2 separate regions of the Homo sapiens genome follow, and region 2 is linked to region 1. The links are chromatin loops, found by intact Hi-C in ENCODE. Cell type or tissue: heart right ventricle. All regions are shown on one strand. Links, peaks and the distances in the headings refer to the core of each region. The heading gives the core; the rest is flanking DNA. Region 1 overlaps BCL2 (BCL2 apoptosis regulator). Region 2 overlaps BCL2 (BCL2 apoptosis regulator).

The links. Peaks named below come from ENCODE experiments on the same cell type or tissue, not always from the same donor. Only the 100,000 strongest peaks of a DNase experiment are listed, where the experiment ranks them.
Region 2: it touches region 1 in a loop (2.4-fold over the local background); 6 of 110 quality-filtered maps call a loop at or near these places.

What each region holds. Positions count from the first base shown.
Region 1 is chr18:63,261,024-63,263,941 of GRCh38, forward strand. The region is part of intron 2 of BCL2 (BCL2 apoptosis regulator); the gene reads right to left. Among named protein-coding and RNA genes, the nearest start is that of BCL2, 57 kb to the right of the region's middle. In heart right ventricle, for the core only: a CTCF peak has its summit at 1,407; DNase peaks (open chromatin) are centred at 1,530 and 2,124; H3K27ac peaks cover 1,665 bases.
Region 2 is chr18:63,203,461-63,206,378 of GRCh38, forward strand. The region is part of intron 2 of BCL2 (BCL2 apoptosis regulator); the gene reads right to left. Among named protein-coding and RNA genes, the nearest start is that of BCL2, 110 kb to the right of the region's middle. In heart right ventricle, for the core only: no CTCF peak of the experiment used is centred there; no DNase peak of the experiment used is centred there.

The sequences.
Region 1 (2,918 bases), core at 312-2,811:
TCTCGAGGGGCTGCTTCTTATCCAAACACTGGCTGATTCATGCAGGTACTGCCAGGCTGCCTCAGAGAGGGTATTTTTTATTTCTGCTTGACTTTGTCCATAGAGTGATTTTCCCATTTTAGTTTGCAAGGAAAGGTTAAGCAGGAGGAGTAGAATGTTATTCCACTTAGAAAAGAATCCAACCCATCCCAGGGCCTCAGGCTCAGTGCTTCCCTTTGGTGAACTAGTTTTCCAAGAGCCGACAACTAGCTGCTTGGTTGTGAGTGACATGAAACACTGCCCTTCCTCTCCTGGAGGAAGAAACCATCAGCATCCTTCCAACTGCTCCCACTGGGAACAAGGCAGATGGAAGAAGACCAGCACGATGCTTGATCCATAGGGAGCACGAACTAGATATTCACTGAAGGAGTAAGGAGCAAGAAATAGATCTCTGACCCAAAGTGATAAAACACCAAAGCCAACTGCTCATTTCATTAGCTGCAAGAGAGCCATGCAGGGCAGCCTTTCCTCCCATAAGACAACTCAGCGTGGAGTTGTTGAATGAATAGGAAAAAGGGAGAGCTTTGAAACTCACATAGAAATAAAAACGGTCTTAGGGGATAAACCATATTTATATTATACTACCTACGCCATTTAAGGAATGTGGTTATACATTTTCTGAAAAATAAAATGTCCTATCCTGTCTTAAAAAACTGAATTTGTATAATATTGGGTTTGCCTAAAGAGTAAAGCACATATACTAATTTTCTTTTTTGTTGTTATTTTTTCTTTTTTTTTTTTTATTTTGAGACAGAATCTCGCTCTGGAGTGCAGTGGCATGATCCCAGGTCACTGCAACCTCTACCTCCCAGGTTCAAGCAATTCTCTTGTCTCAGCTTCCCAAGTAGCTGGGACCAGAGGCTCCTGCCACCATGCCCAGTTAATGTTTGTATTTTTAGTAGAGACAATGTTTCCCCATGTTGGCCAGGCTGGTCTCGAACTCCTGACCTCAAGTGATCTGCCCGCCTCGGCCTCCCAAAGTGCTGGGATTACAGGCATGAGCCACTGCGCCCAGCCAATTTTTTTATATTTTTAGTATAGGTGGGGTTTCACCATGTTGTCCAGGCTGGTCTTGAACTCCTGGCTTCAAGTGATCCACCTGCCTCGGCCTCCCACAGTGCTGGGATTACAGGCGTGAGTCACTGTGCCCAGCCACATATACTAATTTTCTTTGGAGTAAAGGCACAAGTACATTCATTGTACAAGTACAGAATCCAGGAAAATCATCAGAAGAGCTTTGACGTAAAGAGTATTTGTTACCCATCAGTAGTTGGTAGTGTGGCTGATCATCTCCTTGAAATGTGCAAACGTGTGTGGTAAAAGTAAAGAATCGGAGGTAGGGAACTTATACCAGGCTCACAACTCCACCTCCTGTTCAGAGTAAGTGCTGGGTTGCTGACCAAATTAGGTCTTCTTGGACCTCCGGAGCAGCCCTTCTGCATTTCCAGGAAGGAGGTGGACAAGTGGCTATTTTGGTCTGTCTGTCCATCTGGCTTGTTTGTGGCTGGCTAGTTCACCACCCAGCTCATGGTCAGGCTGGAGGATTGGGTACCTTTGCTCCGACCAGTCAGACATCCCACTATGACACAGGCCACTCACTGCAGACTAGAGGGATTCAACAGGAAAGTCCCACGGGGTAAGCAAATACCACCACTACCCAAAGTAAAATTCCAGGCTAGGGGTCAGTGGTGTCCTCATCATAGGAAAAAGGGAAAGTACATCAGAATTTGACAGAGGAACAAGTACCAAACTGCTGTCCCCAAATAAAGAACTTACATCAACAAGGAATATAAAAATGTTATTTAGGACTTCTGTTCTCAGATGTTTAATACAAAGGAGAGATTGTTGTGCCAGGGAACAAAGTGATCCAATATCCACAAAGCCAGAATTCTCCTACTGCACATTTTGTTTCCAAAACACTAAGGAATACAGCAAGATTTCAAGTTGGAGTAAAGAAGCTACTTCTGGAAACAAGAGAGGAGATAACTGAAGACTTTCACAGAGGGGCTGAAATCCTTCCCGGAAAACTGTGCTCATCAGGGAACCTCAGCCTAGGGGGCAGCGAGGGTGGACGGTGAGCTGACCTATCCCCAGACATGTGGAATAGGTATTGGGTGTGCGGGGGGTGCAGTGCAGAATGAAGGCTGGGAGTTGTTAAAGCTACAGAATATTCTAGTAGCATACCACGGGAACTCAGGAACCTCAAACGTTTTTCAAAAATTAACGCTTTGGGCTCAGAGTTTCAGGCAGTCCAGTGTAATTTTACTTCCACTGGGATTGTTGCCAGAAAGAAACAAGCAGTGCTCCTTGACTACAGATTTTTAAAACCTGTTTTGTTACATGCAGGTGTGTGAGATCCTAAGGAGACTTATTTAATTAAGATGGGGGTGAGGGAGCAGGAGGGCTGATGAGTGGCCCTTCTCCCTTGAATGGCCACCACATTGGACTGTATTACAGAACAAAAACCCAAAAGCCCTAACCAGAAAGACAACTCAAGGGTGTCAATCTGTTTCTCCCGTTTCTAGTTCATTACTTTTACTCTTCACTGGAAGCAGTCACATCATTGCATCATCACTCTCTCCTTTACTGGACTGAGCATTTCCAGAGGGTAATGCAATAGGACTGAGGTGATGGGGCTGGGAAACCAGGTCCCCTGGATCTAATCTTGGCTCCACTGTACAATGGGATCAATGTCAAGTTACTCCTCTTCAACTCAGTATCCTCACCCATACAATCGGAATAATGGGGCCTACCTTCTGGACTGCTGCAAATTTTTTTTTTAGACGGAGTTTCACTCTCATCACCCAGGCTGGAGTGCAATAGTGCAATCTCAGCTTACTGCAACCTCTGCTTCCCGGGTTTAAGCGAATCTCATTTTT
Region 2 (2,918 bases), core at 176-2,675, 58 kb before region 1:
ATGATTGTGATTGTACTAGCAAAGCAATTAGCAAGTTGAGCACATGTATATCTTTAGAAGCTAAGCCAGATACAAGATACAAGTCCCTACTAGTAAGATGCGATTAATGGGACAACGTCAAGTTTATTGTCACAGGGCTGGGTATATATTCTGGCTATTACTTGTTAGTTGGGGCAAGTTAGGTAACTTCTCTAAGCCTTTAAATACATTCATACATATGCACACGCACACACACACACACATACACACACATAATGGGGCCAATTATACTTTCAACTCATAGAATTGTTCTGAGAATTGAGATACTAAAAGCAAACTAAGTGTTTCTATGCTGTAAACACAACAGAAATGTAAAGTATTGTTATAACAGACATACTTGTATTTCTTCAAATAATGTACACATTACTTTACTCAAAATTATTTGATTTCTATTCTAGCTTTCATGTTTTTTGTTATTTTAGGAGTGAGTTTCTAATTAATTCAGTTTATATGCATTTCCTATCTAAAGTCTTTTCACATTTTCAAAGCTCCTGCACGAGTGACAGAAAAACACAAGCTTAAAATATCTAGAGAAACAGCACCACAGAAATAGGATAGATAGATAATTGAGAAGGCATCTGCCCTCTATCCAGCACAGGGTCAGTACTACTTCTGGTACTTACCCTGCTCACATATGAACTGACTAATATACAAGATTATCTATTGGAGCATTATCTGCAATACCAAAAGACTGGAAATAAACAGGTGTCCATCATCAGGGGCTGGTTAATTACTCCATGGGTAGTAAATAGTTACATAATGACATCTAATGAATTTCTCATCCTGAAATTGCTTCCACATTGACTCTGGGCTTGGCCCCATGACCTGCTTTTGCCAATGGAACATTAACCAATGGGATTCAAGTAGAAGCTTAATAAAACCTCCACAGCGGGGCCAACCCCTCTCTGTTTTTGTGGGACCCAGTCGCCATATGAAGCAGCTGGGGCTGGTTTACTCAAGGCACATATTCCAACTGAGGTCAGACTCTCCCAACAACCTGCTAGTGAGGCCATCTTAGACCATCTAGCCCCAAATAATCACATCCATATGAACAAATCCAGGCAAAAGCAGCAGTAAAAAACCCTTGGCAGATCTCAGGCCAAATAGTTCACCCATAGAATTATGACTAATAAAAGGGTTGTTGTTTTAAACCACTATGTTATGGAGTAATCTGTTATGCAGCTAATTGATAACTGGCACACTCTGATATCTCCAAAACGATGCAATACTAGGAAGTATTATACTACCTAGGAAGAAAGGAAAAGCATGCATTCTATGTACTGACATGGTACATCTCAAGATGTACCATGATAAGATCTTACATGGTAAAATCTCAAGATATACTGTTAAATTAACAGGGCAAACAGTAAGCTGCCTTTTGTGTAAGAAAGGGAAAATTTTAAAATGTGTATATGTTATTTTGCATGGATGGGCGCTGGATATATACTCAAGAAATTAATAGACAATGGTTCCTTATTCTGATGGAAGAGCGAGTAGTGAATTGGGTGGATGGGGACGGAGGTGCTAGCGAGACTTTCCAATAAACACCTTTCTAAACTGTTCCAGTATAGGAACCATGTGACTAATACCTATGCAAATAAGTATTTTGAAAAAGGGAAAAATAAGGCTAATACAAGATAGAAATGACAAAGCTTGAAAAAGTTGAATTTCAAACTGACGATTATAATTCTGCTATGCAACCATCCTTCATCAACAACAGCCTTCCTTTGAACCGGAATAATCGTTTCTTTGTAACACATATGATTATTTGTACACCTGGCTGTCTTCCCTGCTAGATTGTAAGTGCTTTAAAAGCAGGGACCATATCTCATGCATCTTTGTCTCTTCAGCAAGTGGCAAGCATCTTGCCGGGCACAGAAGAAAGCCTTGCTCAATAACTGTTTGTTGAGTCAAAAAAATAAACAAAAACATTCGGACCTCACTAACAGTGTCTGTTGTTAATGCTGATGAGTTCAATAAAATCTTCAACAGCCTAGCTTCTATCTGTACACATCCTCCACACACCATCTTTCAGGAAAATGGTGAGCATTCCTCATGATCTGGGCTCATGAATGTACTCTGAACTACTGGGGAGAGTATATACAAAAGCTAAATTCGAACACTACGAAAAGAAAAATGCAAAACAACCTCCTCTATTTAAAAAAACAACAACATTTGACTAGAGGGGGTCTAGAAAAAGAAAAGAAGAAGGATCTTTTATTATTTCTCATAAGTAACACATTTGACTACTGTGGTTGGAATAAGCAGCCCCGCTCCCACCCCCTGCTTGCAAAGCAAACTAAGCCACCCGAATAAGTGGACCATGGGGATATAGAGGCAGAAAACTCCCGGCCCCATCCCCAGGCCTCCAGAGAATTTGACACTCAAGCCACGGTGGAGAGGTTTTCTGTTATGAGTTTAGCATTTCTAAGAAAGAGGAGACCACAGGCTTTCCCTGTAGTCCATTTCAAGAGTCTGATAGCTCTCACTGGAAATCTTCACTTCCTTTGAACTTGTACCTTCCTGCTGTGCCTCAGGCCTCTCCCTCTTCTGAGAGTTCTTGTCTCCATGTCTGATCCCTGTGAAAGTGCAGGCATTTAAGGAGGAGGTCTGGGCCCCCTTCACGGTGGTGTCCACACCTCTCCCAGGGGGATGTGCTCGGTAAGTGTGCATGCAGCACCATCTCAGCCCTGTGCATCCTGGACCGCACCAACAAACAGCACCACACAGCTTGGGGACCATGTCCAGATTCACACGCAGACGATAAGCACCGTGGCCAATACCCAAGCGTTAGATAATTAAAGGTCCCTCCAAGGATAAACACAAGTAAGAGTGGAAGCAAAGGAAGTGCACACGCTTGTCTCAAGAAAGACAGGGCA